Linked DNA regions of Mus musculus: region 2 is linked to region 1. Evidence: chromatin loops called from intact Hi-C (ENCODE). Cell type or tissue: gastrocnemius. All regions are shown on one strand. Each heading gives the region's core, and the rest is flanking DNA. Links, peaks and the distances in the headings are about the cores only.

The links. Peaks named below come from ENCODE experiments on the same cell type or tissue, not always from the same donor. Only the 100,000 strongest peaks of a DNase experiment are listed, where the experiment ranks them.
Region 2: it touches region 1 in a loop (2.1-fold over the local background); 3 of 42 quality-filtered maps call a loop at or near these places.

The regions. Positions count from the first base shown.
Region 1 is chr7:16,721,454-16,737,841 of GRCm38, forward strand. Ceacam9 (carcinoembryonic antigen-related cell adhesion molecule 9) reads left to right here and starts at 476. Exons shown (of 3, transcript NM_011927.4): 1 at 476-577; 2 at 2,172-2,531; 3 at 3,746-4,657. The coding sequence starts at 517. The coding sequence ends at 4,029. In gastrocnemius, for the core only: a CTCF peak has its summit at 7,337 (motif pointing left); a DNase peak (open chromatin) is centred at 7,352; H3K4me3 peaks cover 514 bases; H3K27ac peaks cover 1,576 bases.
Region 2 is chr7:16,482,519-16,498,906 of GRCm38, forward strand. It overlaps Arhgap35 (Rho GTPase activating protein 35), which reads right to left. Exons shown (of 7, transcript NM_172739.4): 6 at 16,066-16,171; 7 at 11,955-15,492. The coding sequence ends at 15,135. It also overlaps the pseudogene Gm17826. Among named protein-coding and RNA genes, the nearest start is that of Npas1, 14 kb to the left of the region's middle. In gastrocnemius, for the core only: CTCF peaks have their summits at 7,631 and 11,081 (motif pointing left); DNase peaks (open chromatin) are centred at 7,630, 9,435 and 11,070.

The DNA of each region.
Region 1 (16,388 bases), core at 3,680-11,679:
GGAGGAGGAGAGTTGTCTGAGGGGCCCAGGTGGTCAGGACTCACTTCCTGATCGAGTGGTTGTTCCCAGGTGCAAAAGGGGGAGAGAAATGCAGAACTTCAGAAATAGGGCAAATGGCAGCCATTCAGGCTATGGAGACCCAATAAAGTAAAAATGCTGGGACTAAAATTGAGTTTGGGAGGGAGGCAGAAGAAGATGAAATCCATTCATGACTTTTCTTAATATTGGAAGGTCTTCGACCATTATTTATAACATAAGAATTTCTGAATGCATTATTACAAAAAAAAAAAAAAAAAAAAAAACCTTAAAGAATGAATGGGTTTAGAGACAGTTGGGGTGGGGGAGGGAAAAGAAGAAGGGACAGACCTCCAGCAAGAAGAGTTGACGCAGATCACAGATCATAGCCTTGGGCAGATTCCCTGCACACAGCCCATGAGACTCTGGGAGATGCCCCTGGGGTAAGGACAGGAGAAATAAGAGGGAAGGATCCACAGGGCAGACACCAGGACAGCACACATGGGAGCAGAGACCATGGAGTCCCCTTCTCTGTTTCTCTGCAAAGGGCTCCTGCTCACAGGTGAGGCCAGCCCTGGAGTGGTGTGGGGAGGATGCTCTGACAGGAAGGGACTCTGGGAGGACCCTCTGCTTCAGGTTGAGAGGGGAGGACACGGAGGGACCCAGGCTGCTCAGGTGGATGCTCTCAGGGAGCAAGGAGTGCTCAGAGGGGAGGAAAAGCCAGATCCCTCTTTATTTAAAGTTACCAGTGCCAACAGGACACATGGCTGTGCCCTGACTCTTGGAGTCCTCACAGGAGTGGCCATCATAATGGGGGTTTGCTCCCCACCAGAGATTTCCCAGGGCACAGCACACAGAGGACCACAAATGCCCTGGGTCAGATCCAGGCTCCAGTGTTTGTACCCATCAAGGGCTCTGGAATGGGGGTCAGGGCCTTGATGCTGAGCTGTGAGGTGTGCTTGGGAGGGAGTGCAGGGGACAGGGCTGTGCTGGGGCTTTTGACACAGAAAAGACAGGCAATGGGGGTGGAGAGAGGGTGGAGAAGGGCCTGGGACTCTACAGAGGACATGGCAGTCTCCTCCCTCTGAGGAGGAAGAGCTGGCAGCAGGGCACAGAGGAAATGTTGGGACAAAAGAGGAGGTGGCCCTGGAGAGATTCTCTTGATGGGAAGAGAGAAGTGAGCTGCAATCCAGGACTCAGACAAGGCTCTCTGTGAGGCTGCAGGATTTATGCAGTGTGAGAGAGGATGGGTGTGTGTGGTTGGGAAGGGGAAAGCAGGAAAGCAGGATTGATTCTCACTGTGGGGAAGTGAGGAATCCGCGGGGAAGCTGCGGAGGAAGGGTGCCTTAGTGCCTTCAGTGGGTGAGCAGGGGGTGCCTTAACCTGTGAAGATGGAGGTTGCATGTTCCTAGGTGCCTGGCACTCTCAGGAGTCAGAACACCTAGGAAGGACAGTGTCTTAGGAACTGGGACAGGCTGTTCCTCTCTTCATACAGCTTCAGGGAACCCAGAATCTACTGGAAGGGCAGCTTGGGAGATAGGGAGTTAGCTACCTGCTGACAACTACACACACACACACACACACACACACACACACACACACACACATGCTCACGCGCACACATACACATGCACACTGTAAGCCCCTAGACACCCCCAGCCCTGCAATTCATTCATTCATTCATTCATTCATTCATTCTTCCACAGAAGTCTGAGCCTTTCTCAGGCACATGGCCTTCCCAAAGCCCTTTCCCTAGGCCCTGTCCTCATGGACTGGAAGACGGGGCATGAGAGCTTTTAGAAAACACAGCAAGGGGTTGATTGCAAACACAGAGAACAGAACAACGGCATTTGGTAGTGATGACCCAGCGTCTCTGGAGAAGGCCAAGGAAGGCATCCCCAAGCTCAGTGTATTCTTGCAGAGTGAGTGGGGAGCCACGAGCCACGCAGACAAGGGAGGAGAGAGAGCCATACAAAGGGCACTCCAACTCTAGGGGACTGGGGAATATAGATGACACAGTTCCCCTGCACCGAGCAAGTGAGGCACACCCTCAACCCACACCTCGGCTAAGAGACGAACACACCTACCTGCTCAGGACTTGGGGATCATCTCACCAAACACTAAGGTCCCGATATTTATAGGATTTTCTCTCCTAGCCTTCCTCTTAACCTGCTGGAATGCACCCGCCGCTGCCGAGCTCACTATTGAATTAGTGCCACCCATGGTTGCCGAAGGCGGAAACTCCGTTCTGTTTGTGCATGAAATGCCACTGAACGTCCAGGCGTTTTACTGGTACAAACAGAGAGATTCGACGAAGAGCTACGAAGTCGCACGGTACTTAACACCCACGAACCAAAGTTCGAAGATGCCTCAGCACAGTGATAGGAAAACCGTATTCTACAGTGGATCCCTGCTGATCAGAAACGTCACCAAGGCTGACAGTGGAGTCTATACCTTACTAACATTTAACACGGAAATGGAAAGCGAATTAACACATGTGCATCTGGAAGTGCAGGGTAAGTGGTTGCGTGACCTCTGGGTGCTGGGGGGCGGGGAGTGTGCTCCTTTTATTTATAGGACCATCAGGCATCGGCTATACACATCTCCTGGTCTCCTCGCTGGCATTTGAGCATTTAGTGCAGGACATACACCGAGGAGGAAAACCTACAATAGGTCAGAGTTCTTTCCCTGGCTCCACCCCCCAGAGAAGAGGGCGCACTCTGTAACACAGTCTGAGTGTTGGGGCTTCACCATGAACCCTCGGGATTCCGGCAACGTCTGGTTGAGGAAGTCATGGGGTCCTCACAGTAAGGTGGCCACAAAGAAGTCCTGACTCCAGATCTCTGCACGAACATCTAGTCCAGGGAACCCTGGGGACCTTCACGTCCTGTGAGAGATGACAGGGATCAAGGTTTTATTGCTTATTTGTCTCATAGCAGGTGGAACCAGCCTGGGCACTGTCTGGAGGACCACTGTCAGACTAGGTCACTTGGGCACAGCCTTCTCCTGAGTCTCAGCATGCAGAGCCCAGATGGACAGGTGTCCATGCTGTGAGCCAACTGTTCTGAGGGTCTCATGAGGATACAGGTCCTCCTGGCAACTGCTTGTCCTCAGGGGTCCAGCCCAGTCAACTCTCCCTCATAGGCTGAGTAATAGACTCTGACATTTTGAGCAGCTCCCATCTGTAAAGAGTCCTTGTTTACATTTAAGATCACTTTATAGACATGGTAATGATCATTTATCATGTGTTATCATCATTGTCATCATCACATCAATTATTATTATCACATCGTCATAACAATTATTTTATATATTTTATAATATTAATAACAATTGTTACTGTTTGGTTTTTCAAGACAGGGTTTCTCTATGTAGCCCTAGCTATCCCAAAACTCACTCTATAGACCAGGCTGGCCTGGAACTCACAGAGAGCCACCTGCCTCTGTCTCTCTGCATCCCCTCTGCCTCTGGTGCTGGGATTAAAGGCATGTACCACCACTGCCCAGCCAAGTGCTCTATTATATAAAAACAGAAACACAGGAAACACAGTGGCTAAATTAGGGCCACATAGACCATGGGTGGCAGATCTGAAGCAGTACATATCTGTCTACAGCCTTGATCCCAACTTCTCCACCCTGGAGGCCATTCTAGGTGTCTGTGGACCTGAGAGGGCTGGTTGAGATCTGAGGGTGAGCCACCATCATTCGGTCCCTCCTCTGTTCCTTCACAGAGCCCGTGGCACAGCCTACCCTCCAAGCAGACAGCACCGCGGTAACAGAAGCTGGTTCTGTGACCCTCACATGTGTCTCAGAAGACCCTGGACTCTCCATCCGCTGGCTCTTCAATCACCAGGGCCTGTATTTCAATGACAGGATGACTCTGTCCCAGAAAAACAGCAGACTTACCATAGACCCAGCCAAGAGGGAGGATGCTGGGGAGTACCAGTGCGAGGTCTCCAACGGCTACAGCTCTAAGATGAGTCTCCCGCTCCAAATGTCTGTGACTAGTGAGTGACCTGGCCTCTCTCTTCGTGCGTCACGGGGGCAGGGAATTCTTTGTTAATGATGCTAAAAATGAAGAAAAGTTCTAGGGAAGAACCAAGGCAGCCAGCGTGGTGACGGAGCCCTGCCATCCCAGGCAGCCAGCGTGGTGACGGAGCCCTGCCATCCCAGGGTAAAACTCCAGTCAGCAGGATCATGAGTTTGAACCAGCCAGGGTTACAAAGAGAGACCGAGTCTCAAAACCAATCAACACAGTAAGCAAAACTACAAAGGGATTATAACTAAGGGCTTAGGTTCTGAGTTGAATATGGCCAGTCCTCCAGATCCATGGAGAGCTGATTCCAGGAGTCCCCAAATTTCTGGATGTTTTGAGTCCCCTGTTGAAAACAGTGCAGTGTTAGCATAGAGACAGACACATTCTCCTCTCACGTGCCCCAGTCATGCCTCACACCGTTGCCGCCCAGACACCTCTCCAGACCATTTCTAAGCGTATTCCATTTCCTACAGCCCTGATAGCTGTCAGCCTGCTTCTGCCTCTGTGTACATGGCATTTGTCTTTTTTGTTGTTGTTGTTAGCATCATACGAATCATGATTCTGTTCTCTCAAGCCACCTGGTTAAATTAAAGGACATTAAAGGACATTCTTGCCTACTGTCAACCACTAGATGACAGTCTATTTGATTTTTTTTTATATAATTTTATTTTTATTTTATGTTCATTGGTGCTTCGCCTGTGTGTGTGTGTGTGTGTGTGTGTGTGTCTGTGTCTGTGGGGGGGTGTCTGTGTGTGTGTGCCTGTGTGTGGGTGTGTGTGGGTGTGCATGTGTGTGTGGGTATGTCTGTGTGTCTGTCTGTGTGTCTGTGTGGGGGTGGGGTGGGGGTGAGTGTGTCTCTGTGTGTGTGTGTCTGTGTGTGTGTGCATGCATGTGTGTGTGTGTGTCTCTGTGTGTGTGTGTGTCTGTGTGTGTGTGTGTGTCTGTGTGTGTGTGTCTGTGTGTGTGTGCGTGTGTGTGTGTGTGTGTCTGTGTGTGTCTGTGTGTGTGTGTGTGAAGGTGTCAGAAGCTCTGGAGCTGGAGTTACAGACAGGTGTCAGCTGCCTTGAGATGAGGGTGCTGAAAGTTAAACCCCGGTACTCTGGAAGTGCAGCCAGACATCTGCTTAACTGTTGAGACTTCTCTCTAGTCCCGGCCTATTTGATTTTTAGTCTTAAATTTATCTGCAACTCCCTGGGACTCACAAGGATAGAGCCGCACAGATACCAAAGGACATGAGATGTGTCCTTTCAGCCTTTAGCTTTGCTAAGAGGAAGAGGACTGAAGAGGTGGTGGCCTGAGTAAAGCTGTCCCTGTCAACAGCACCATACTATGTCAGCTTGGGACACAATGAGTGGAAAGTGATTGCTACTTCCCCTCTGTTGCTTGAGAGGGTGAGGACCCATCTCCCTGCCACATGAGGCATGAAGAGTAACTCACCAGCCCTGCTGAAGAGGAGGTTCCAGTGTGCCGGGTTGTACACCCAATATCTCCCCATGCATCCTCACCGTGTAACAAGGCTGGCAAGCACTAACTGTAGTGGGGTCTGTGCCCCATCCAAGGGAGAAGGGTACAATGGAGCTTGGGGATGTTCTGCTATGCAAGCATATCAACCACTTTTGAGTGTGGACACTGTAAGATGAACCCATCCTCTCCACACCCAGCTTCTCTCAGAACACTTATCCAAAGTTAAGACAAAGTCTACCAACAGTGTGTCCCTTAGCTGACCAGGTCCTGTCAGGTTAATCTTACAGGCTCCATGGACGATCTGTCCGGAAAACTCAGGACATGTGTTTGTCCGTGCGTGGTGATGCTGGGCATGCATCAACTTGGACACTTAGCGGGAAGGCCATGTTAGCTGTCGAAGCATCAATCAGAGTTCAGGAGACCACAGACACTGCCCAGCTTATGTGGGAAGCACAGAGTAGCGTCTTTATCAGATGTGATATATGCATGTGAATGTCAAAGACTAAAGGTGTTGGATCCCACCCCACCCACCTCAAAGACTGACTGGACATGGAACTTGGGTCCTTTTCAAAGGTAGTGTGACTTTTTTAACCCCTGAGTCATCTTCTTTCTTCTTGTTTGTTTGTTAAGATTTTATTTATTATATGTAAGTACACTGTAGCTGTCTTCAGACATCCCAGAAGAGAGCATCAGATCTCATTACGGATGGTTGTGAGCCACCATGTGGTTGCTGGGATTTGAACTCAGGACCTTTGGAAGAGCAGTCAGTGTTCTTACACACTGAGCCATCTCACCAGCCCTGTTTGTTTGTTTTGTAAAACAGGGTTTCTCAGCCAGGCGTGGTGGCACATGCCTTTAATCCCAGCACTCGGGAGGCAGAGGCAGGCGGATTTCAAGGCCAGCCTGGTTTGGCTATCCTGGAATTCACTATGTAGAACAAGCTGGCTTTGAACCCAGAGAGATGTGCCTGCTTCTGCCTTCCAAATCCTGGGATTAAAGGTATGTACCACCACCAGGCTCCTTTTGGGTTCTTGATCTGAGGTCTCATGTAGCTCAAACTTCATAAGTAGCAAAGGATGACTTTGAACTCCCAATCTTTCCACATGCAAGGATTAAAAGCACTCACCACCATACCTATTTTGTCAGGGAGATTATGTGTGTGTGTGTGTGTGTGTGCGCGCACGTGTGTATCTATAAACAAAATGTTAAACCAGGAGTTTCAGTGAATGGCTGTAATTCTGACATTTGGGAGGCTGAAGCAGGAGGATCAATGCAAGTTAGAGGCTAGTCTGGTCACATAGTGAGTATCAACATGGCAAGATCCCATGCCAAAAATCAGTCTCTCTCTCTCTCTCTCTCTCTCTCACACACACACACAATCAATCAATTAATCAATCACATTTTAAGATGTTTCAAAACAAAATTTAAAAAATAAAAAAATTAAATTTTAAAAAAAATTTTAAAAAATTAAATTAAATTTAGGTTCTGCATAGGAGAGGAAACACTCAGTGTTTGTCTCTCTAAATTTGGCTTTCCTCTCTCTTCACAGTCTATTTATATCACATTTTCATAGTCAGTCATCCCCTAAGGGACACCAGGCTTGTTCCAGTTTCTAGGCAGTGGGAATGATGCAGCGACAAACACAAATGTGAAGGTGAAGTATGATAAGGCAGGAAGGATCCGTTGACTGATACAGTCATTGCCCGTACTGTCTGTTTACCAAGCATGACTTCACTTGCTACCTGGAAAGAATGTCTAAACAAAGGATCCGTGCCCTTAACAACCGCTGACTTCCCAAGGGGCTTCTGTAAAAACCTCACTCGCGCCACCTTGTGGCTTTGGAGTATAACATGAGAATACAAACATGGTCTGGGGGTGGAAACCTTTCAGGAGCCATCCTGGCTTTGGTCCACCAGTGACACCACTTCTCATCCACTCTTGTTGGTGTTGGAGTGGCTTTTTCCAGAAAGATTCCCACAACATTTCTGGAGGCCCTAACAGGATGTCCTTCACCATGACCCCAGTTGATCAAGAATGACTGCCTCTCCAGGGCCTCTCAGACAACCAAAGGTCTCTGGAGCCAGGAGGAACGCATACCCACATATCCGATGGGATTCCAGGACCCCTTTCTAGCGGCCAAAATGCCTATGACACCCAGGATCAGAGTCTCTGAGTCCAGATCGGGTAAGGACTCGCCCCCTCCCAGGGGAGACAGGCAGGAAGAGCCAGTGCAGCCTGGCTCTTCACCCCAGAGGACTGCATCCAAAGCCCCTATGAGGACCAAGGAGGTACTGGTACTGATCTCTGGAGAAATAGACAGACTGGGAATTTAAAACGGGAGTCTATAACTTCTGAATGAACGAATGAATGAATGAATGAATGAATGGTGGATGAATGTGAGCACACTTGCCTTCTCCATACACCTGCAGCTACAGAATCTGATTCCATTAATAGGAGGTGACCAGCAGAGGTGACCTGTTGTGTCTGGCCAGCAGATCACAGCCTGGGTTCTAGCCTGGACAGGCATTTTGGAAACCTGGAAGAGAAGAAGGGCTAGGCGACGAGAGAAAATGATGCAGCTAAGACAGGCATTCTGATCAAAGCTCAATTTTACTGTTCCACACGCAGTTATGAAGCAGGGGAAGGGGGCCCGATTCCCACCAAATAATCTCGGAGTCCAGTAGCAGGGTGACCACGTGATGGCTTCGGAACAGGAAAGCGACAGGCTCCAGCAGTGGGAGTGGCAGAATGATTGAGCAGGAAGCTCCACCCCTGAACAATCAGGTTTCAGACTGGGGGAGGGGAGACTACAGTGACCGAGCATGGTTAAATCATGGTGAGGAGGCTGGCAAAGCAGGCACCTTCTACCCCACTCTATGCACTACAAGGAGTGGAACATATAACCTCCCCCAGCTCCTGGTTACAGAACTCTTGTCACAAGGTCTGCACAGTCCTAATACAAACCCACACAGTTGTGCAAAGATTGCTAAGCCTGAAGACACCAAGGAAGCACCCACACTGGCATCCCCAGGGGATGGAACTTTTCACATGATGCTGCCTCCCTACTGTTCCAACTGTCAGCATCACAGGGAACCAAGATGGCTGCAAGACCATCTCATCCCATCTTCTGAAAGTAGTGAGCTACGCAACGCTCACCAGCCTCAGCCACAGCCCAGCCCTGCCAACCTCTGCGGGATGCATTCCAGATACAAGCCCATTCCAGTGTGTTCTCTAAGGGAATATCGGGCCTTTCCTTCATCCAAAGTGGCAGCTATGTTATTCAGCCACATACTTGCCAGAAGAGGAGGAAGAGCCCCTCCATGATTGTGTAGAAGTTGTAGTAGAGATTGTCTCCTAACACCCAACAAAGTTCAGCTCCCCAGTTCAGATGTGGAATCTTTTACTGGTCAGAGCTGAAACCTATGACAGGACAATAGCCCCTCACAATAAGAGACTCTAAACAACAATATATCAAGAAAGGGGGCTGCTTACCTCAGGGAACAAAGAAGCTAAACCCAGAGTCCAAACCCTCCAGTTCCTAGGAGCTGTGTGGGCCCCCCTAGCTATGGAAATGATACACTGACAGACTCACACCAAGAGCCAAGGTAGTCCAAGACACAGCTCCAAAGTCCTATCCCAGCTGGGCGGTGGTGGTGCACGCCTTAAATCCCAGCACTCGGGAGGCAGAGGTAGGCAGATTTCTGAGTTCGAGGCCTGCCTGGTCTACAAAGTGAGTTCCAGAACATCCAGGGCTATACAGAGAAACCCTGTCTCAAAAACAAAAGCAAAACAAAAAAAAAAAACAAAAAAAACAAAGTCCTATCCCATTACCGTCCAGAACTCCCCTCACAATAGGCCAGAAACAAAAGAATGACAAACACAACTGACATGGGCCAGGGAGATGGTTCAGTGAGTAAAGTCCACATTGTCAGGCCTGATGACCTGAGTTTGATTCCCTAGACCAACTGTGTTGGCTTACAGATAATTCTGCTAGACTCCTCCCAGGGACCTAGCAACAGTTACGTCATCACCTGCCGCCATTACTACCTGCGCCGCTGCTACCACCAGGTGCAGGTGACTTGGCAGTGTATTAGAGGACTACTCACTACCCCAGTCCCTCTTCTCTTCTCTCTCTCCCTCTCTCTACTCTCCCCCCCCCCCGCCATTCTCTCTCTCTGTCCCCATACATTCCCAGCTGGCCTCTCTGTCTTTCTTTCTGCCCTCCTTTGTCCCCCTTCTCTACCTCTACCCCTTCTCCAGGTCCTCACTCCCCTCCCTTCCCTACAATAGCCATCCCTGACACCAGGTCTGCCTCATGGTGTGATTTCTCAGGGGTGCCTTGGCATGGCTTACCAGGTACCCCCTGACCCTTGCCACCGCTGCATTTATTTCATATAACAGGCTGGAGGAAGGTTTTCTTCTGGCCTACTCATGGACACTGTGGCATGTTCACGTACCCACACATACAATAAATAAATAATTCACAAGTTTAAATGAAAAAGAACTGATAGGGCTGGCGAGATGGCTCAGTGGTTAAGAGTGCCGACTGCTCTTCCGAAGGTCCCGAGTTCAAATCCCAGCAACCACATGGTGGCTCACAACCATCCATAACAAAATCTGATGCCACTCTTCTGGAGTGTCTGAAGACAGCTACAGTGTACTTACATATAAATAAATAAATAAATAAATCTTTAAAAAAGTGATAAAGGGGCTACTAAAAATCAGGAGGACTGGCTGACTACCACAGATAGGAAAATAATAATCCCAGAGATGACCACTTCCAGCCCACTCCCACAGTGACACACCTACGCCCACAAGGCTACACCAAATAGTGCCACTCCCTGGGCCAAGCATATACAAACCATCACACTTGGCAAACTCTCACAAAGCTTTCCGGGGTGCGGGGGGCACTGCCCTCCAAGAACCACTGAAAGAAGCCAGTTGTTGTGGCACATGCCTTTGACCCTGGTGTTGTGGGGTACTCACCAGGAAAGACTGCTCAGACATGGCTATAAGCCAATAGGAAGTGTTTACTAGTCAGTCAGCCACTGAACCGTTCTCCGGGTGAGCGTTTAAGCATAAAAACTGTTCTAGGTCGCCATCCTCCAGTTAACAAGAACAGTTAGCCAGAAGCAAAACAACAGAAGCTAAAAAGGCAAGGTTAGTACAGTTAGAGACTTTCCCAGAACTATGGACTTTGATGGATTAGGTCTTTGTTTTCGTTTTGGCAGGTGGTGCTGTCTGTGCTGAGTTTTACAACCTGATTGGTACTTCCACCACGGAGTCAGTGTGCTAAGGTCTGGGGCCCTGTCACACCAGCACTTGGAAGGCCAACTCAGAGAGAGTTATAGTTCAGAACAGCCAGGGGTGTCTTAAAAGCAAACAGCAGCAACAACAAAAGAATTGTTGCATATATATGTGGTGGTCTCAAGGCTGCCAACGCTGGCCCAGCAAGCTCCCAAAGACTATTCTCAGTGTGCTCAGAATGATCCCAAGCAATCACTCAAAGCCTCATGCTAACACACAAGCTGGACTCCTACCCATTTAAACACCAGAAGTGGTCTTTACTGACATTGACCCCAGCAGGAGGTAACAAGACTTGAGGCTTATGGTGTGCACTTTTTCAGGCTGGGCCTTTCCTACTGCATGAAGAATTAGCCTGGAACTTGTGCACACACTACCACCCATCAATCTTTAAGTGTGGTTGTGAACATGAATAAGACTGTTAAAATGGCACTGGACAAACACTACCCCGAAACAGACTTCCCTGGCCAGAAATTCTACCACCTGTACTGTTTAGGGTACGCTGTATAAATGCAGTTACTTTACTTTTGAAGTCATGTTTGGACACTCACATCCACTGCTTCCAAAGGACTCAGGGGACCTCTACTGGACACACCTGCCCTAAGTGGTTCTCTGTTTTTGTTTTGCTGAGACGGGGCTTCTCTGTTTAGGCCCAGATGCCCTGGAACTCTGTAGACCAGGCTGGCCTCAAACTCAGAGATCTGCCTGCCTCTGCGTTCTGAGTGATGGGATTAAAGGCGTGCGCCACCATCCAACTTCCAGTAGTTCTTAAAAGACTTAGCTGGGGCTGGTGAGATGGCTCAGTGGGTAAGAGCACCCGACTGCTCTTCCGAAGGTCCGAAGTTCAAATCCCAGCAACCACATGGTGGCTCACAACCACCCGTAATGAGATCTGATGCCCTCTTCTGGTGTATCTGAAGACAACTACAGTGTACTTACATATAATAAATAAATAAATCTTAAAAAAAAAAAAAAAGACTTAGCTGACACTGAACAAAAATTTGACGGTACCAAGTGTAGAAGTTTGGCCTGGTTCTTCCTCCCAGTCCTGTGCTCAGGAAATAAGACTCAGATTCAAAGTATATTTACAAATACCTTGGCCATATAGCTAGGCTCTGCTCTAACTACCTCATAAAATAACCCATTTATTCTAATCTACATTCTGCCACGTGGCCAGTCACCTCTGCTCAGATACCATGAGGTGTCTGTCTTGTCACATCTTCCCAGGTGAATCTCCCTTACTTGGCACTATCCCAGAATCCTTTCTGCTTCCCAGATGTCCCACCTCCTATTTCCTTTCTAAGTCAGAAGCCATCAGATTTTTATTGACAGGTGCCACATCCATTCAGACACAGTTATTCTCTCTACAATCGAGCTATGGACAAGGCTGCTTCGGACCTGAGCCAGAAGTGGACCGTGAAAGCTGGCCCAGAGCAGCTTCTGACGCTGACCACCTGGAAATGACCTCAGAATAGAGACAACAGCTCAGCTTCTCCAATTCTCTCTGCTGTCCTTCCTGATCCTGCGGATACAGGTCTGAACCAGTTCCTCAACCTCATCCCAGGGGAGTTCTAATCCCTGGACGCCCATCCTGGAGCTAACTGCCCCCTTCCTTGGGCATAGGCCAGCCACAGATCATACCTCAGACCTCATCATGTGACTGTGGAACCAGCCACACTGGTAAGACAGACTGATTCCTTTTGGAGATGTCCCCAGTCAGGACAGCCTCAGGACATGGGGCCAGAAGTAAAAAAAAAAAAAAAACTATTGGTGTTACCTTAAATACTGGCCATGTGGAAACTTCACCATAAAAGGAGCTACCAGAGAGGCACAAGGAATTAAGACCCTAATGGGCCTTTGTGGGGCAACCTGGGAGGAATAATACAGGAACTGAACATAGAAAAGCCCTCCATGTGGGAAAGCCGTATCTCAAAATGCTGGCTTTATTAAATGCCAGCTATGAATTTCTTAATCTAACAGATCTATCTCTAGGTCAGTGTGATGGTTTGTATATGCTTGACCAGGGAGTGGCACCATCTGGAGGTGTGGCCTTGGTGGAATAGGTGTGACCTGGTTGGAATAGGTGTGTCACTGTGGGTGTAGGCTTAATACTCTCACCCCAGTTGCCTGGAGGTCAGTCTTCCACTAGCAGCCTTCGGATGAAGACGTAGAACTCTTAGCCTGGATGCTGCCATGCTCCCACCTTGATGATAATGGACTGAACCTCTGAACCTGTAAGCCAGCCCCAATTAAATGTTGTTTTTTATAAGACTTGCCTTGGTCATGGTGTCTGTGCACAGCAGTAAACCCTGGCTAAGCCAGTCAGGACTGTTGGATGTGCTTGTGTGAAGGCAGGTTACCTACACTGCAGTAGGAATGATCAACCAAAGCCTGACTAATAACACAAAAGGGGTATGTTTAACTGGGCTACCTGCTCAGGTCACAGAAGTAGGCCAATGTGTGGGAAATGAAAGGGGCTGTACTAGACTAATTAAAAGAGCAGTAGCTCCTAATGGTACATACTTAACCTGTTCCTACGGTGTTTACACCTGCTACCCAGGAGACAGAGGCTGACCAGTGCTCGACTTTGATATGCTCCCAGGAAGTGATGTCCAGCCATACTTACATCCCTTAGATTTAAAAAGTAAGAGAACTCCTGTACTTATACCAGTCCTGCTAGGCATGGCCCTGCCTGGGTCCATGAGGTGCCTCTGCAATAGGCATCTAACAAGTACGCTCAGCACAGCCAGATCCCCACTCAGATAAAGATGAACCGTTGTTCAGGGAAGCACAGTCACTCTCCAGAACCAGACAGATGCACTGGCTGCAACGTTCCTCCAAAAGCGTGGAGGATTAGGCATGTCCACGATTTAAAATAAAGAATGCTGTTTTATGCTAATTACTCAGGAATCGTATGAGGAATCGCCAAAGGTGTGTTACTGGGAAAGTGAGGCAAAAAGTACAGGAGAGCCATGGAGTAAATACGGACAACATGGTGGGGGCGGGAGCCTGGCTGCCTCTGCTATGGGGCTGCTTATGATGAGGGTGCTGGCTCTTCTATTAGGAACATATTTACTTATTTATTTTATTTATTTACTTATTTAATGAGTATACTGCAGCTGTCTTCAGACGCAGCAGAAGAGGGCATAGGATTCCATTACAGATGGTTGTGAGCCACCGTGTGGTTGCTGGGAGTTGAACTCAGGACCTCTGGAAGAGCAGTCAGTGCTCTTAACCACTGAGCCATCTCTCCAGCCCCACTGGACCACGCATCTTAAACTCCCCGTCCAGCTTCATCAAAACTAGAAGGAAAGCAATAGAAGAGCAGCTGGCAGGCCAGAGTACCAACCGCTTTCTGCAGGACATATTCGTAAGTGATGTAGACGAAGAGAAAGGGAGGAGACAGGACCAATTACTAGGTTTATCCGCTTGTTCAGTGGTTCACTTAAAGTGCTGTCTGTACTGCTTAATTAGTAAGTGTGACATCACTCACCACCTGGGACAGAATAACCTGGAGACACAGCTCAAACAACCTGGGTGGTTGCCCTGCCACTGAAGCCACACAGGCTTCCCTAAAACTCTCCCTCCACTGCCCCACCTTGTGGCTTTAGGGTATAAAATGAGAATACCAACCAGACCTGGGAGGGAAACCTTCCTGCAGCTCACCTGCTTAGGTCCACCAGGGCTCTCTTCCATGCTCATTGGTGCTGGGGCTTATTCCAGGAAGAGCCCCACACGCACAAGGACATTCTCCCCTTGCTTTTCTCTTTACATCTTTTAAATTTATCCTCTGTGCTTCTGTGTGTATGTTAGTGCTGTGTGTGTGTTAGTGTGTGTTAGTGTTGTATATGTGTTTGTGTGTGTGCATGTGTTTGTGTGCATGTGTGTGTGAGAGAGTGTGTGTGTGTGTGCATGTGTGTGTGTGAGTGTGTGTGTGCATGTGTGTGTGTGTGAGAGAGAGTGTGTGTGTGTGTGTGAGTGTGACACAAGGACTTTCTCTCCTTACTTTTCTCTTTACATCTTTCAAATTTATCCTCTATGTTTCTGTGTGTGTTTGTGAATGTACGTTAGTGTTGTGTATGTGTTTGTGTGTGTGCATGTGTGTGTGCATGTGTGTGAGTGTGTGCATGTGTGTATGTATGTGAGAGAGAGAGAGAGAGAGAGAGAGTGTGTGTGTGTGTAAATCAGAGGACAACACAAGGACTTTCTCTCCTTACTTTTCTCTTTACATCTTTCAAATTTATCCTCTATGTTTCTGTGTGTGTTTGTATATGTATGTTAGTGGTGTTTATGTGTGTGTGTGTTTGCGTGTGTGTGTGTGTGTGTGTGTGTGTGTGTGTGTATGCGTGAGAGAGAGAGAGTTTGTGTGTACGTCAGAGGACAACTGGAGAGGGCAACTGGAGAGAGTCAGTTCTCTCCTTCCTCCATACAGGTTCTAGTGATTGAACACAGGTCATCGTCAGGCTTGGCAGCAGTTGTCTTTATCCACTGACCTATTTGCCTCGTTCAGGTTTTAGAATTTTGAGACAAAGTCTGACTCTGTAGTCGAGGCTAGCCAGAGAGTCCCTATATAGTACAGGATAGCCTTAATCCATACCAGTACACTTCCATGGATTTACAGACACTGTGTCTAGCCCAATTCCTATCTTTATTTTATTTTATGTACATATGTAGTTATATTTATGAGAAAACCTACATCCCTAAGCTCAACTAAATAGAGCACTGCGTAAGCATAGAAAGGCAGTTAGTTACATTTTTAGGTCCACAGCGTAATGACTTGTTTAACACTATTTCTGCTGGGCATCAGTGGTGCATACCTTAAGTCCAGGTAAGCAGATCTCTGAGTTCAAGTCCAGCCTGGTTTACAGAGTGAGTTCCAAGACAGCCAGGACTACATAAGAAACCATGTCTCAAAAGTAAAATAAAATAAAATAACCTACTTTTCCTAAGACTGGTGTGGTGGCATATGCCTATACTGTAGCCCCTTTGGTGGCAGAAGCTGCAGGATCAGGACTCCAACTGATCCTCCCCTACAAGGCTAGTCCTAGGCCAGTCCGGGATACATAAAACCCTGAGCTTAGGGGCTGGTGAGATGGCTCAGCGGTTAAGAGCACCAACTGCTCTTCCAAAGGTCCTGAGTTCAAATCCCAGCAACCACATGGTGACTCACAACCATTGGTAACGAAATCTGATGCTCTCTTCTGGAGTATCTGAGTACAGCTACAGTGTACTTACATATAATAAATATTTTTTTAAAACCCGAGTTTAAAGGAAAAAAAAAATCACTGGAGGGAAGAGTGAAACATGCCTTCTGAACGTGACAGAGATGATGCCAAACCTTACAGCAGCTGGGAGTTACTGCTCAAGGCCTGTAGGAGACCAGGCCCATCAGCATTTCACCACAGGTGGGCACGGATTGAGATGCTGGAGAGAAGACTCAGTGTTTAAGAGCTTTTGCTACTCTAGCAGATTCGGCTCCCAAACTCCAGTTCCTAGGTTCTTATGCTGTCTTCCACCTCTGTGGACACTGCAGGCATACTATAGACTTACCTACATGCAGGTGAGAACTC
Region 2 (16,388 bases), core at 4,620-12,619, 240 kb before region 1:
TCAGGGCAGCTTCACCAGACTATCCTATGGGTCCATGGCAAGTAAGTCCAAACTTGAGTTTGTAATAAAGAGACCCTAATGTGATTACATTGGCGTCAGCTCCTTAGTGGTCTTTTGGGGTTCATAATTGCTTCCGGACACAACAGGTGTTTCTTCGCAGCTATAGAGACTCTAACTAAGACAAGTTGGTACTATAAAGCAGCATATTGTTGGGACAGACCTGACTGTGTTTGGAGAGGACTGTGGAAGGACTTTGGAACTTGTGTAAGAAACGCCATTGGGTGTTCAGTGAGCTGTTCTGTAGGAGGGTGAAAGATGAGTGTGAAAGTAACTTTCATTCCTCTGGTGTAATTGCCCTTTCTGAAGCTTACTGGCCCTGTCTGCTAAACTAGGCCTAGTCCTGGAAACTTCTAGCCTCCATTCAGTCTTATCAAGGCCTAGAATGTTGCCGGCCTCTGAATCTTACTGTTGAACAAGCTCACCTTTTCTAACTCTTTCTGAGCTCTGGCTGGCTGATTCAGTTCAGCTGTCTGGCTCAGACTCCTCTCCAAGCTGACTGGTTCAAACTGGCTTTTCTCAGCTTCTCCTGAATTGTTCTGCTTTGGCAATATATTCTAATCTTCTGACTCATTCTCATTCTCTGCTTGTTCTCTTCTGTGTCTAGCTTGTTGTTCTCTCTCTGCAACCTGTCTCTGTACAACTGCTCCCTCTCCTCTCTGCACTGCCCCCTTCTCATGAGAGGTGGGCAGATCCTATTCTGTCAAGTCTTTCTCTGATTCGTCACTTTGTTTGCCACTCACTTAGACTTTCTCTCCAGATCTCTCTCTCTCTCTCTCTCTCTCTCTCTCTCTCTCTCTCTCTTTCTCTTTCTCTCTCTCTTTCTCTCCTGGTCTCTCTCTCCCCCTTTCTCTTTCTCCCCACTCTCTCTGGTTTTTCCAGACAAGACACGGTTTCTCTGTATAGCTCTTGCTGTCCTGTAACTCACTTTGTAGACCAGGCTGGCCTCGAACTCAGAAATCCGCTTGCCTCTGCCTCCCAAGTGCTAGGATTAAAGGTGTGCGCCACCACTGCTGGCTTTTTTTTTAAGGATTTATTTATTGATTTCATGTATGAGTACACTGTTGCTGTCTTCAGACACACCAGAAGATGGCATCGGATGCCATTACAGATGGTTGTGAGCCACCGTGTGGGTGCTGGGAATTGAGCTTGCTCTTAACCACTGAGCCATCTCTCCAGCCCTAGACATTACTTTTAAACATGGGTGCTTTCTTCTACAAACTAAATTTTTTTTAAAGATGTATTTATTATATTTATTTATTTATTTTTTAATTTATTTATTTATTTATTATATGTAAGTACACTGTAGCTGTCTTCAGACACTCCAGAAGAGGGCGTCAGATCTTGTTACAGATGGTTGTGAGCCACCATGTGGTTGCTGGGATTTGAACTCCGGACCTTTGGAAGAGCAGTCGGGTGCTCTTACCCACTGAGCCATCTCACCAGCCCTACAAACTAAATTTATCTTCGTTGTTGGGATTAAAGGTGTGTGCTAAAGGGATCTGTATTCCATGCAGGGAGATAAAGGTTTTGCTAAGGCTGAGCCACACCATGACTAGAAAGTTTTTTTCCAGTAAACAACACAATCTTGGGGGTCACAGTATGACCCAATATCCTGCAACAGATGAGAATGTTGAGGGCGGTGCAGAAGATGGAGACCTGGCTAGAGAAGTTTCAAAGGGAAGTTTAAAGACTCCATGGGGCTGTTTGTTATTTTGAATTAAGATTCTGGACCAGCAGAGACTTGGGACTGGGAGGAGGCTGCAGGGAGTTTATGGGGATGACTCTACCTGGGATTCCTAGCAGGGGGATGTGGAACCTGAAGTGGGAGGGATAAGGACAGCAATCCATCCACAAAACCTTTAACTTAAAATGTGTCCTGTCTACAAAATGCACAGGGACAAAGATGGAGCAGAGACAGAGGGGATGGCCAACCAGTGACTGGCCCAACTTGACACCCATCCCATGGGCAAGCACCAATCCCCGACACTATGAATGATCCTCTGCTATGCTTGCAGACAGGAGCCTAGCTAGCATAACTGTCCTCTGAGAGACTCTACCCAGCAAGCAGCCTATGGAAACAGAAGCAGAGACCCACAGCCAAACATTAGATGGAGCTTGGGGAGTCTTGTGGAAGAGTTAGGGGAAGGCTTGAGGGGCCTGAAGAAGACAGAGACTTTACAGAAGGACCAACAGACTCAACTGACCTAGACCCTCGGGGGGCTCCCAGAGACTGAACTACCAACCAAAGAGCGAGCATGGGCTGGACCTAGGCCCGCCCCATATGTAGCTGATGTACAGCTTGGTCTTCATGAGGGTCCTCCAATAACTGCATCAGGGGTTGTCCCTCGATCTGTGTGTGCCAGTGGATTCTGTTCCCCTAGCTGCAGCCTTGTTAAACCTCAGTGGGGGAAAGATGCACACAGTCCTGCAGTGAGGATGGGGGGGGTGGTGGTACCTAGGGGGGTTACCCTGTTCTCAAAGGGAAACGATGTGTCTAGTCCTGCAGTGACTTGATGTGCCAGGATGGGGTGATACCCAGGGTGGCCTCCCCTCTTCTCAGAGGAGAAGGGGAAGAAGGAATGGTGAGAAGAACTATGTAAGGGAGGCTGGGAGAATATGGGGGGCTGATATTGGGGTGTAAAGTGAATAAATACATAAATTATGAAAAAAAGACATTGGGGGAAAAAAGATTCTAGGCTAGGTGGTGATGGTGCACACCTTTAATCCTAGCATTGGAGAGACAGAGGCAGGTGGATCTCTGTGAGTGAGGCCAGCCTAGTCTATAGATCTAGTTCCAGGACAGTCAGGGCTACACAGAGAAACCCTGTCTCATTCCTTGCACACACACACACACACACACACACACACACACACACACACACACACCAGCCCCTTGCCAAAAGACCAGTATCATTCAGGTGAAATCTTCTAGGAAGTGTTTCCTGGGAGCACATAGAGGCTGGGTTCCAGAGACAACCAAAGTTGTACCTCATGCTGGCAGCTAAACTTAGTAGTCTAAGAGTCACCCAGATGGTACCAGTTTTTGAAGGCATAAAGGCAGGTCATGGAGAGCTGAAGGCTGGCATTCTGAGAGGCCGTTGGTGAAGGTGCAGCCTCACGTTCACCGTCACCGTCACCGTCACCGTCACCGTCACCGTCACCGTCACCGTCAGCATCACCATCACCATCAACACCACCATCACCATCACCATCACCATCAGTGGTAGATAAAGGCCCAGGGCTGAAGGGGTCATGCAGAGAAGCTGAGGCTTGGCACCATGAAGAGAGCCTATGAGAGGCTATTGGTGAAAGCACAGTCCAATTGCCAAATAGATGACCCCAACACCATGGGATGATTACCAAGAACAGCAGCAGTGGGGTGGAGTCAGCTGCAGCCCAGAAGACAAGCTGTGTGTGCTGCAGAGGGCAGAGCTGGAGAAGTGACCCAGGCCCTTTGGAGGATCCCAGAAGACTGTGAGTGGATCCACACATTAGATACGGCGTTATTTACGCTTTCAGAGTCTGGTTTTGCATTGTTCAGATTGTGACTGGGCCTGGCTCTTCCCTGTTGTAGTGGTTTGAATAGGAATGGCCCCCATGGACTCACGTGTTTGAATGGTTGGCCCCTAGGGAGTGGCACTATTGGGAGGTGTGGCCTTGTTGGAGGAGGTGTGTCTCTGTGGGGATGGGCTTTGAGGTCTCATACATGCTCAAGCTATCCCGAGTCACACAGACTCTCCTTGTCTGAGGATTGAGATGTAGAACTCTCAGTTCCTTCTCCAACACTGTCTGCCTGCACGCTGCTGTGTCTCCCACTATGACGGTAATGAACGGAACTTCTGAAGTTGTAAGTCAGCCCCAATTAAATGTTTTCCTCTATAAGGCTTACCGTGTTTGTGGTGTCTCTTTACAGCAATGGGACCCTCAGACACCTATTGAAGTCAAAAAGCACTTTACTTCACCTTTGATTTTACAGAAATCCTTTCTCCCCAAACCCCCTCTGAGACAGGGTCTCCCTGTGTCGCCCTGGCTGGCCTGGAACTCCCTCTGTAGACCAGGCTGGCCTCGAACTCAGAGATCTGCCTGCCTCTGCCTCTGGAGTGCTGGGATTAAAGGTGTGCGCCATTATTGCCCGGCTAAGACTGGCTAATTTTTAGAAAGACAACTTTTAAATTGTTTGAATTTTTAAGGCTGTGGTACTTTTTAAGTTTGTAACATGCTTGTATTGTGATGCCTGTATTGCTGTCAGATATGGAGATGAACAAGAAAGGAAAGGGTGTGGCTTAACAGCGATGCATTTGTGTGTCAAGTTAACTCGGGGTCAATTGTGCTGAAGTGTTTGATGTCAATTTGACCCAAGCTAAAGTTCTGTGAAAGAAGGGAAGCTCAAATTAGGACAATGCCTCCATAAATCGGGCTGTAGGCAAGCCTATAGGGCATTTTCTTAATTAGTAACTGATGGTGGAGGACCCAGCCCAGTGTAGGTAGGACCATCCCTAGGGTGGTGGTCCTGGGTTCTATAAGAAAGCAGGCTGAGGGCTGGCGAGATGGCTCAGTGGTTAAGAGCGCCGACTGCTCTTCCAAAGGTCCGGAGTTCAAATCCCAGCAACCACATGGTGGCTCACAACCATCCGTAACGAAATCGGATGCCCTCTTCTAGAGTATCTGAGGACAGCTACAGTGTGCTTACATATAATAAATAAATAAATAAATAGGAAGCAGGCTGAGGAAGCCATGATCAGCAAGTCAGTAAGCAGCGACCTTCCATGGCCTCTGCATCAGCTCCTGCCTCCAGGTTCCTGTCCTGTGTGAGTTTCTGTCCTCACTTCCTTCAATAATGAACAGTGCTGTGGAATTATAAGCCAAATAAAGTCTTGTCTACCCGAGTTACTTTGGCTATGGCGTTTCATTGCAGCAGTAGAAACCCTATCTAAGAGAGAGAAAAGGGTTCGTTTAACTTTTCAGTGTGTAATACTTCACGAGGTGCAGAGAGAATCTCCTATACAGCCATCACCTGTCAATAAAAAAGCTGACGGCCAATGGGCTGAGGCAGGAAATTGGAGGTGGGACACTGGGAGGAAGAGAGGATTCTGGGGGAAAGAATGAAAGAATAAAAGGAGACACAGGGAGAGATGAGGGGGGAGATATGAGTGTGATGCTGGAGGAGACTCTAAAGAAGAAGCAGGTTGGGTCTGGAGGAAGGCTACTAAGTGGTAGACATAGAATAGTCTGAATGGATTAAATAAGTTATAAGCTAGTCAGGGAATGAGCCAAAGCTTATGGCTGAGGCATTTATTAATAATGTCATCATTCTAGGAGCAGGGGCCAGGCAAGAGGAAAATCGGGTTTGTTTTATTTTACAATGAAGGAAAGTCAGGGCAGGAGCCTGAAGGCAGGAACTGAAGCAGAGGCCATGGCGGAACACTGCTTACTGGCTTGTCTCTGTGGCTAGCCCTGCCTGCTCTCTTATGCAGCCCAGGACTACCCGCCTAATGGTGGCACTGCCCATAGTGGACTGGGCCCTCCCTCAGCAATCATTAAGAGAATGCTCATGCTGACTTGCCTACAGGCCAATCTAATGGAGGCAGTTTCTCAATTGAGGTTCCTCTTCTTGGATCATCCTAGCTTGTGTCTAGTTGACAACCAACCACTACCACCACCACCACCACCACCACCACCACCACCACCACCACCATCACCACCAACTAACCAGGACGTCTAGGCATCTAGGATGGCCTCAGACTTACCTACAAAGCGGAGGTCAGCCCCTTGACCGTCTGGTCCTCCTGCTTCTGTCTTCCACGGGTGGAGGTTACAAGTGAGTCACTGCCCTGCCTGGTTTATGTGGTGCTGGGGACGGCACAGCCCCAAGGATTCACCATCTTCCCACGAACAGAACATTAACAAGATTTGAAAGTGAAAAACAGTATCCCTGCTCTCACTGAAAGCTTTAGTATTTGAAAATACATTTCCCCACTGCTGTAGCTCAGTGGGAGGGAGCTTGACCAGCATGCATGAGGTCCTAGGTTCAATTCCCTACCTTGGAAAAAAGAGAAGTTAATTCTCTCCATGTTTACGTCTGCCTTATCTTACCTTGTAAATGAGATATTTCACACACACAGATAAAATAAAACAAAGCTATTCCGGTGTTGTTGGGAATGGAATTCATGGCTTCTGTATGATGGAACGTTCATTGGTACTATTGAACCATATGCCAGCCCCTCCCTGGGGGATTCTAGGCAAACCTCTACCACTGAGGTATGCCACAACCAACTCCACTTGATGAATTCTAGTCACACTAAGCCACACCCACACTGTTTATTTATTTATTTACTTACTTATAGACTTGGTCTCACTACACAGCCCTGTCTGGCCTAGAACTCTATGTAGACCAGGCTGGTCTGAACTTACAGAAATCTGCCTGACTTTGCCTACCAAGTGGTTCAGTTAAAGGTGGGCCATGCTGCCTGGTTCCTCTTTTTGTTTTGTTATTTTTGACAGAGGATCTTGGTAGCTCTGCCTGGCCTGGACTTTGTAGCCACCTTGCTAGGCTTCCAGCCAGATTCATTTGTCTATTTTAAAAATATGTTTCTCAGCTTTTAATTTCAAACATGGCAAAATTCATTACTTTGCAGATCAAAAACTTTTGGAGTCTCATAAAATACACAGAAACTGGCCAAAAAGTGCTAAGAGAGCTAAGCTGTGCTGGTTTTAGCTGCCCGGGCTTATCTCACATGCTGGGAATTGATTTGTTCCCAAAGCCACACGTGTCCTCTATACACACTCTACCCTACCCTGTGTGAGTTGCAAACCTGTAGACACATGCTCCATTTCGGGGGTCTGGGTCCCATCTGTGACCTGGATGGTCTTACCACAGCAGTTGAGGGTTCACCCCACTGCTGGCAGTTTGATGTTTCAGAACTGGCTCCAAAGGAAGCGTTGAGGAATCCAGAGGGAGGGACAAAAGGCAAGGCTGGCAAAGTGGAAGGCTGAAAGGGAACGTGTGTGTGTGTGTGTGTGTGTGTGTGTGTGTGTGTGTGTGTGAATCCTTTCCTGTTACGGCCCATCTTGTCCCAGCTCAGATCCCCACATGCGCAACTAAGGCCAGGGTGTGGAGGAGCTGGAATATAAATCTGGTTTTGCCATGCCTGTGTTTTGGGCTTCCTGTTGGGCTGAACTCTGCAGCAAGATTTTTGTGTGGATGAGGCCCACTAGGGAAAGAACAGGGTGGGAGATAGCCTGAAAGGCCACGGAATCCCTCATCCCTTCCCCAGCCTTCTCTCTTTCGGAGTTTGGGTCTCCCTATGTAGCCCTGACTGGCCAGGAACTCGGTATATTCCAAGCTGCTCTCATACTCACAGATATCCTTCCATGCTGAGATAAAGGGCGAATGCCACCAAGTCTGTTAGACTCATGTGGTATTTCTAAGCTATCACTGGTGGGATTGGCTGGCAACTTGGCGCTGGGTATGGCAGAAACAGGAGGGGTGGGGAGGGGGAGCTGGTGAAAACTTGCAAGACTTGAAAACTTGCTGGGTAGTGGAGCTGAAGTTCTGTCTGGGATTGCCAGGGGGCACCCAATGGTCAGAGGACTGCTAAGGGGCTTGTTTGTGCCACGCGTGGTATACCAGGCAAGCTAGCCCCTGAGCTTCGTGGCGATTCCGTCTCTGCCTCGATTCTCAAAGTAGGATTGCTGGATTAGAGATGTGTGGCCATTGCATTTGGCTTTGTGCATGAGCTCTGTGCATGGCAAACACTGCCGGGATTAGATGTTCTCTACTTGTATTCGGTGCTGAGGCTCAACCCCAGGGCTTCCTGCACACCAGCAAGCTCTCTAGCATCCAAGTGACACACCAGCCCTTACACTTACAATTATTTCTTGTTTTCAGACAGGATCTCACCATGTAACCTTGGCCGGCCTTGATAGAGATCTACCTGCCTCTGCCTCTCGGAATTGCAGTTGTAGGTTACCACAGTCGAATTTATTGATAGGTTTATTTGCTTGTTTGTTTTTGAGACAGGGTTTTCTTTGTGTAGCCTTGGCTGTCCTAGATCTGACTATGTAAACTAGGCTGGCCTCGAATTCAGAGATCTGTCTGCCTCTGCCTCCGGAGTGCTAGAATTAAATGTATGTGCCACCACTGCCCAACGAATTTATTAATTTTTATAAATCTACTATCTAATAAAAAATGAAAAAAAAAAAGAGTTACAAATTTTGTGAGCCACCATGTGGGTGCTAAGAATCCAACCTGGGTCCTCTAGAAGAGCAGCCAGTTTTCTATACTGCTGAATCACATTTGCAGATTCAAGGATTATTTTTATTTTTATTTTATTTTTTTGATTTATTTATTTATTATATGTAAGTACACTGTAGCTGTTTTCAGACACTCCAGAAGAGGGAGTGCCAGATCTCATTACAGATGGTTGTGAACCACCATGTGGTTGCTGGGATTTGAACTCTGGACCTTCAGAAGAGCAGTCGGGTGCTCTTACCCACTGAGCCATCTCACCAGCCCATTTTTATTTTTTTTAATTTATGTATTAAACTTTATGGTATGTGCAATGCCTTTGGAGGCCAGAAGGCAGCATGAGATCCCCTGTAGGTGAAGTGAGGTCACAACATGGGTGCTGGGAACCTCTCAGGACCTCTGGAAAACCAGCAAGTACTTCTTTACCTCTAAGCCGTCTTTCCAGCCCTTATTAGTTATTTGCTTATTGTGTGTAGAGATCAGACAGAGTCCATTCTCATCTCCTATGTAGGTCCTATGGATTGAATTCAGGTTATCAGTCTTTGTTGCAATTTTTCAAAATTATCTTACTTTTATATACTTTTTCTGCATTTAAGTTTTGGGGCTTGGTGCTCACGGAGGCCAGAAGAGGACATCAGATCCCCTGGAACTGGAATTACAGATGGTTGAGAGACCCTATGTGGGTGCTGGTGATCGAACCCAGGTCCTTCACAAGAACAGCCTTCCAGCCCCATGTTGCCTTTCCCCTCTTGAGACAAGGTCTTGTGTAACTTAAGCCAGTCTTAACAACTTAGGCTCCCCAGTGTCAAGATTACAGATGTCTGGCACCCCGCACTGCACCTGGCCTGAATTAAGTTCTTAGTTTATAAAGCTCAGTGGGGCTTGTTCCCTCACCTCTGTAACAGTGGCAGAATAAATGAATGGACTTGGTAGATGAGGTTGGTGGATGAATTAACCAACTGAGAATGATGTAGTATGCCATGTGAGACACTTTGATTCTAGGGCCCAGTTTTCAGAACAAGTCTCTCCCTAGCCGCTCCCCCACACTCCCCAGCCCTAGGGTGCTTTCTTCCCAATCTCAACTTTTGTATGCAGCAGGGCAGGATGGTGTTCTGCTGACCCCTGGTGGCCACATGGAACAAGGCAGTGCATTCTCTCTGCAGGTGTTGTTTTGATGCCAATTCTGGCATGTCCAGCTTTGGTTCTCACAGGTGCACTCAACATTCAACTGACTCTGTTGTCTGGAGTTCTAAGATGTGCCAACCCCCACCTCTCCTTCTCATGTTCACATTCTCGCAGTGTGCTAATCCAACTGACTCAGCGCCCAGGCTAGGATTCACTCAAATCTTTTCTGGCTTGGACTGTCTCTCTCATTATTGATGTTTTTTAGTGATTTTGAGATGAGGTCTCAAAGTGTACCTTAAACTCATAATCCACCTGCCTCAGCTTTTTAAAAACGTGTGCTCATTTTACATGCATTGGTGTTTTGCCTGCCTTCTGTGTGAGGGTGTCAGATCTTGGAGTTACGATTTTGAGCTGCCATATGTGTGGGTGCTGGGAATTGGGCCCAGATCCTCTGGAAGACCAGTGTTCTTAACTGCTGAGCCATCTCTCTGTCCTGCACCCCACCCACCTCAGGTTTTGATTGTGGGGACTATAGGCATGCCTATAGACTATAGGCACACTTGGCTTAATATTTTGTCCCTTTTTGCCCTGAGGACCGAACACATAGCCTTCTGCCTGTGCATGCTAGGCAAACTCTACCACTGATCCACACCCACCTCCCTTTACGTTTTGTGAGATAATCTTGCTAAACCTTTAATTCCTTGGTGGCTCAAGCAGGCCTGAAAAGGGAAATTCTCCTGCCTTAGCCTGAGTAGCTACTATGATTGGCCTGTAACACCAGGTTTGGCTGCCTTTCATGGATTTACTATTAGGTGCATGTACATATAAGTACAGGGATTGATGGAGGACAGAAGCGTTGCAATCAGTAGTTAGCCTGTGTAGGTGCTGGTAACGGAATTCAGATCCCTGCAAGAGCAGTATATGCTGTTAACTGAGTCACTTCCTCAGGGAGAGCTTAAAGAGCGACCCACTGGTCACACAGCTGTGACAGCATCTGATAATTCCACTGAGAAGTGGGCTCTGGGCAGGCAGAGCTGTGCCTGTGGCTGTGCTTCCTGGAGCCCGGCACAGAGCACATGCTCTGGGATTCTGAATTAAATGAGTGGAGACAATCTAATGCCAAGTTAAGTACACTTCAGAGCTTCCTAGTCATGGGGTGGGGAGTAGCCTATCTGCAACCCTATTACCTGGGAAGTTGGAGGCAGGAGAATCAGTTCAAGGCTAGCCTCAGCTACATATTGAGGGCTCCTCCAGACTAAACAATAAAAACAAAAGGACAACTGTGGAGGTCCCAGGGATCAAGTCCTCAGGAATTGGTGGCAAGTACTTTTACCCAACGTGCCACTGCACCAGCCTAGAATCAGGTGACGACATTCTGGCTGGGCATAGGAGAGTCACAGATGTGCCCACTAGAACTCTAGACTCATGTGAGTGGTAGCTTACACCTGTAATCTCAGCACTCAGGAAGCTGATTCAGGATTGTACCAAGTATAGGAACACTCTGGGCTATACATTAGTACCATCTTGGGGTGGAGTTGGCTTAGTGGCTAAAGGTGCATGCTGTTTATATAGAGGACCAGAATTCTCTTCCCAGCTCACAACTAGTAACCCCTGTTCCAGGAGATCCTATGCCCTCTGCTGGCCTCCACAGGCACTGCATTTACCCACAAAAACACATTCATATAAAACTATGTTTCAAAAAACAAACAAAAAACCACAAAAAACTGAATAGGGGATGGAGAGATGGCTCAGAGATTGAGAGCTTGCTGCTTTTGCAGAGGACCCAAGTTCGGTTTATTGGGCGGCTCACAACTGCCTCTAACTCACACATAGGAGGCCAGCCAGGGTTACATGGAGAAACCTGAAGCAAAACAAAACAAAACAAAACTCAGGAGGAGGTGGAGGAGGAGGAGGTAGGTAGGTAGGCTTGAAGTTTGAGGCTGCCTGGAGTTTTTTCCCCATCCATGGTGGTGCTGTGATAGACATCCTGTATGAGGAACTTCTAGGCCCCTGCCATAGGGAAGGAAGGGTCAAGGGAGGTCAGGTTAAGCGTGCATGTGGGGATCCATCAGAATCTCAGCAGGCCTGAGTTACAGTATTCTAGAGCACTGGAATGGAGGCAGAGGAAAGAGCACTTGCCACCATCTGGGATCCAGATGATGGGATGATCCTACTTCACCAAGGTGTTCTTTGATGGGCCTTCGTGATAGCCATGTGCCCACACTCACAACCACTCAAACTTCCTTACACAGATGTTTAAAACCAGCTGTCTCAGCACACCTGGTCCTAGGACTACATGTGTGCACCACAGTTACTCTTTCAGTATTTTCAGGGGTGGTGGAAATGTTTTTGCTGTGGCTTCTTTAGGTGGCTAGCCTTCTCACTTCTTACAACTTTCCAAAGCTTCTGGCCATCTGCAGTTCTCCGACTTCTGTCCTCTCAACACGGCTGCAGAGGATGAGGGGTAGGACTGTCCCCACTTGGCCCCAGGCTGCTGTGGAGACTGCGGCCCTTCATTTCTCTCAGGCCTGTTTTTATTTATGGTTTTTTTTTTTACAAGATTGATTTATTAACTATGATACATATCACATAAGGCCTTTTCTGTCTTTTTTTCTTTTTTAACACCATTCCCATTGAGACAAGTACAATACTTTGTAGCAAATACATAATCTTAAAAAACAAAACCAAACAAAAACACTTCTGTCAGAGATGTCTTGGCTGCCAGGATGGCTGCCCATGCACTAAACAGGCTGGAGCCTCAGAAACCCATGACGTATTTAAAAAAAAAAAAAAAAAAAAAAAAAAGCTTGGAAATGAAGCAGACATTCCTAACAGCAACTAGAGAGGTCCTGGTTTGAGCCCCCATGATACAGGAAATCATCGTTACACTTGCTTTACAGACAGGTTTCCACTTTTGCTGCGAAACATAAGTTTGGGCACACGGCCAGACTACTAACACACTTCAATACCATTAATGTTTCTGTTTGTTTTCAGGAAACTCAAAATATTTGTTAATCCAACACATATAAAGATCATTTAACATAGAAAATACAAGTACCAGAAAAATAAGCTGACAGCAGCACTATTCCAAATTTTCAAACAAGTTTTATTCCCATACAATCCCAAGACTTTTCCTTTGCTTAAAATGTACACAGGGAACATGATTCTTTAATGTGAACAATAACTTATGTCCTGGCTCCACTACTTGGGTGGCTTCATGGTTGGGTAATAGTGCCTCTAGCCTTAGCCTCTCTACAGTGTCCCTGGCTGCTGCAGTCCTAGAGTGACCCAGTCCATCCCCTGCCCTCCCCATGCACACTGGCAGTGGATGTGGAATGGAGAACCACTTTCTTCCACCTGCCATCTGTAGATGACTTTAGGAGATGAGGATTGTAGTTGGCCCACTGCTAAGGCTATGGGTCTGGGGGCAGAGCACAAGGTACCCTGTAGGGTCCTCACTTAGGGGATGCAGGTCTTCAGGGATTCCTCCCACTAGACCAGGGGTACAGACCACAGAAGGGTTCACCCCACCCCTCTGGCCTACAAGTTGCTTTTATGTCATTCCATGTAGTGGTAGAGACAGTGTGAAGGTTCTAAGACCGTCTGCTAGTGCTGCTGTCTGCCTTGGCTGGGGAAAATGGAGAGTGTGGGGTCAGACAGAGCTCCAGACCTTTCCATATCCCTTAAAAGGTAGAGATGAGAAGGTGGGACAGTGCAGACAGAATGCATACTACCCAATGTGAAACACAAAACCCAGCCCGTGGTGATGTTGGGTGGTGACAGGCTATGGTCACCTCCAGGGCTTTCTGGGAAGGGCAGTAGCTGACCTGGCCACCCACTCAAGCCTGATTGTTCTGACTTCTGTGGTTGCCTTGTCATGGGTGGGAAGGACACTCAGAGTGCCTGAAAAGGGAGGTGCACCAGCCTGGTGTCCACAAAGTGAGGCCCAAGCAGGGCTCTACTAATCGCGTGCCTGCCTCTGCCTGCCACCCACTGCCAACATAATAGGCACATGCAGCAGCCTCCCCTGGTTCATAACTGTTCACAGCAGGATGGCTCCACTTCCATCTCTACAAAGGACCAACACAGAAGCTACTGAATGGAAGCCATTCCAATAGCTGAGGCTTGGGGCATGAAGTCAGGGCAGGGGACCAACTGCAACCTTAGCGGACACTACACACATTGTATGTTCCTATTGACTCCAGGCCCACAACATCCAACACAGACCCCCAGGAAGGAAAACATTTATGTGTAACACATTTGTACCTTGGGTTTGGTTTGTCTTGGAGTTTACTTTGCAGGGGGCAGCCTTAGTGTTTGCAAGCACCTTATGTTGCCAAGTATTAGAGATAGGGAGACAGCCAGGACCTGGGCCAGAGGCCAGTCATCCTCCTCTTATCCTACAGAGATAAAGGCAGGGTGGCAGTCCACCTGAGGCCCTTGGGAACACTCCGTGTTATTTCTAAAGTGCAATGGTGCGACCCATGCCCCTCCTATGCTCAGGGTACCTTAGTGTCAGATTTCATGGCCCAGTGCTTAGATTAAAGTGGGGGGCAAAGGCAGGAGCCGACAAGGGTTGCCACATCAGGAGCAGAGTATGGGGAGGCTGCTGGGGAAGTGTCTGGGTTGGGTCACTGTGATGACCTTTGCTTGAGAACAGGTCCCTTCATTCCATAACCAGATGATCATTTCTGGAAGATGCCACATCTGCTCATATCCCAGACACCCTTTCTGGTTGCATTCATAACATGGAATGAAATGACCCCATTTCAACACCAAACATGCCAACCTGAGTGCTGTGTGCACACACCTGTAGTGTTTCTATAGTAGTGTATGTAGTGTGCTGGTTGGCAGGAGGGGTGGGGGCCATGCTAACAATCCTTCCAAGGGCTGTGTTCTTAGGGAGTGGGGGGAGGGGGCTGTGGTTGCAGTTACTGCCCAGGTGTCCTTGCTTTGCTGTCATACATAGACAAAAGGACTTGTTTACCCAGTGGCCACCTGGCAGGTCAGAGTGGAAACTTGAGGTCTGTTTTCTTGCTGTGGTTTCTTTCTGTCTCTGTGGAGGAGCTCCATCTTTCTTCCAGTGTTCCTTTGCTGCAGGGAATGGATCACAAGTCTGGGAAGGGGTTGGAGGAAAGCCACACACTGGGTATAGGCACAAAGCTCTCCTCTTGCTGTGCTGTTGGGCCATGCCAGTGACCCAGTGTGTCCTACGGGGTAGCAGAGCCATAGCCCACATGTTCCCCAGACCCCCGCTGCAGGTGTGTGTAGGTATGGACAAGAAAGGACAAACTGGGAAATGTCCTCTTTAGAGGGGCCAGCCCTGCTTGGGGTTACCTCTGCCCCTGGCAGAGGCTGGGGTGATGTCCCGATGGTGGGGCCTGACGCTGGTGCAGGCAGACAGGTTGGGCCAAGGGGTCCAAGGAGCAGTAGGGGTGATGGGGCCGCTATCTGGTCAGTTCAGTCCTCAGATTGGCCCAGACAAGGCGAGGGCTCACAGCTTGCCACAGCCATAGCCAGGGCAGGTGAAGAGCAGGTGCTCAACTGCCCAGCCATGGGGGACACTGGCTAGTGCCACCACTCAAGTCTTAAAAAGGCGCTTGGCTGTGACTTCCACCCCAGGGGACCTGATTTTGTTCAAGGCCAAATGCCACCCTGTCAAGAAGACGATTGGTTTTCCTGCTTCCTGGGCTGTGGTGGCTCACAGCGTGTGTTCGGCTTGGAGCTGAGAGGACAGCAATGGCTGCATTGGGGACTGAGGGGTTGGAGGAGGTGACTGGGGAGGTGATGGCTGACTGGTAGCAGGTGTAGAGGTGAGGAAGGGAACAGTGGGAGCCATGGCTGAAGGGGAGCCAGGCGCAGCCCCTGGAGGCTCGCTGATGGGCCGGTTGTAGAAGAAGAAGGGGCACTGCTGGATGAAGAGCTCGATGATGGTCTGGTAGGAGCGCGTGGCTGTGAGCGCGTCCATGCTGCTGAAGTCAGGCCGCATCAGCGTGGGCCAGAAGCAGATGGACAGGTTCTCACTGGTCATAAGATTCACCTTGTTGTTGTGGCTGACTCTGTAGGTGACAGCAAAGGCAGGTGAGATCTGCACAGGGCCTCAGGGGTGTCTTCCCTGCCTGCCCAGCTTCTACCTGAACCTGTCACCAGCTTCAAGGAGCTTTAGGGCCCAGGCTATCAACCAAATTGGTGATGATGCTTGGGATGGGCAGGAAGTTAGTGCATGGCTCCAAAAACTATCTATCCCTCTGCCAACAGTCCCACCATGAGTGGCTAAACCTGGTTATCAGTAAAGGGTTTTGCTCACATCATAGGACAGGCTGCTCTGTCCTAAGGCACCCCTCCTGATATGTGATCTGTCTCACACGAGCACCGAGACATGGACGAGGAGCAGCTGTGAGAAGCTCTTGGCATTTTTAATACTGTGAAGTTTCTGAAGGCTCTAGCACCTGCCAGAGAAATTACCCTGTCACCCCCCACAGACTTGGAGCCAGAGCCAGAATGGAAAGTAAGGATGCCACGAGCCTAGCTATGCTACATGAGGGCAGGCCCTGCTGGCCTTCTCCCTCAGTTAACTAACCCAACATGCTGCTTATACAGGAGGAAAAACAACCAGCAGCTCCTAAACCTACTTGTTCAGGTGGGAGATGACATATTTGAAGACTTCATGGTTTTCCTTCGGGAACTTCTTCAGCACTTCCTTCAGAGCATGCAGCTTCTGTTCCCTGTCGTTGATTTCTGAAAGAGAAAAATGAAAGGTCTCTCCAGCAGCCGAGCAAGATGCCCAAAGGGAAGAAGGCCAAGGGGAAGAAGGTGGCCCTGGCCCCCGCCGTCGTCAAGAAGCAGGAGGCCAAGAAGGTGATCAACCCTCTGTTCGAGAAGAGGCCCAAGCACTTCGGCACTGGACAGGACATCCAGCCCAAAAGAGATTTAATGTGCTTTGTCAAATGGCCCC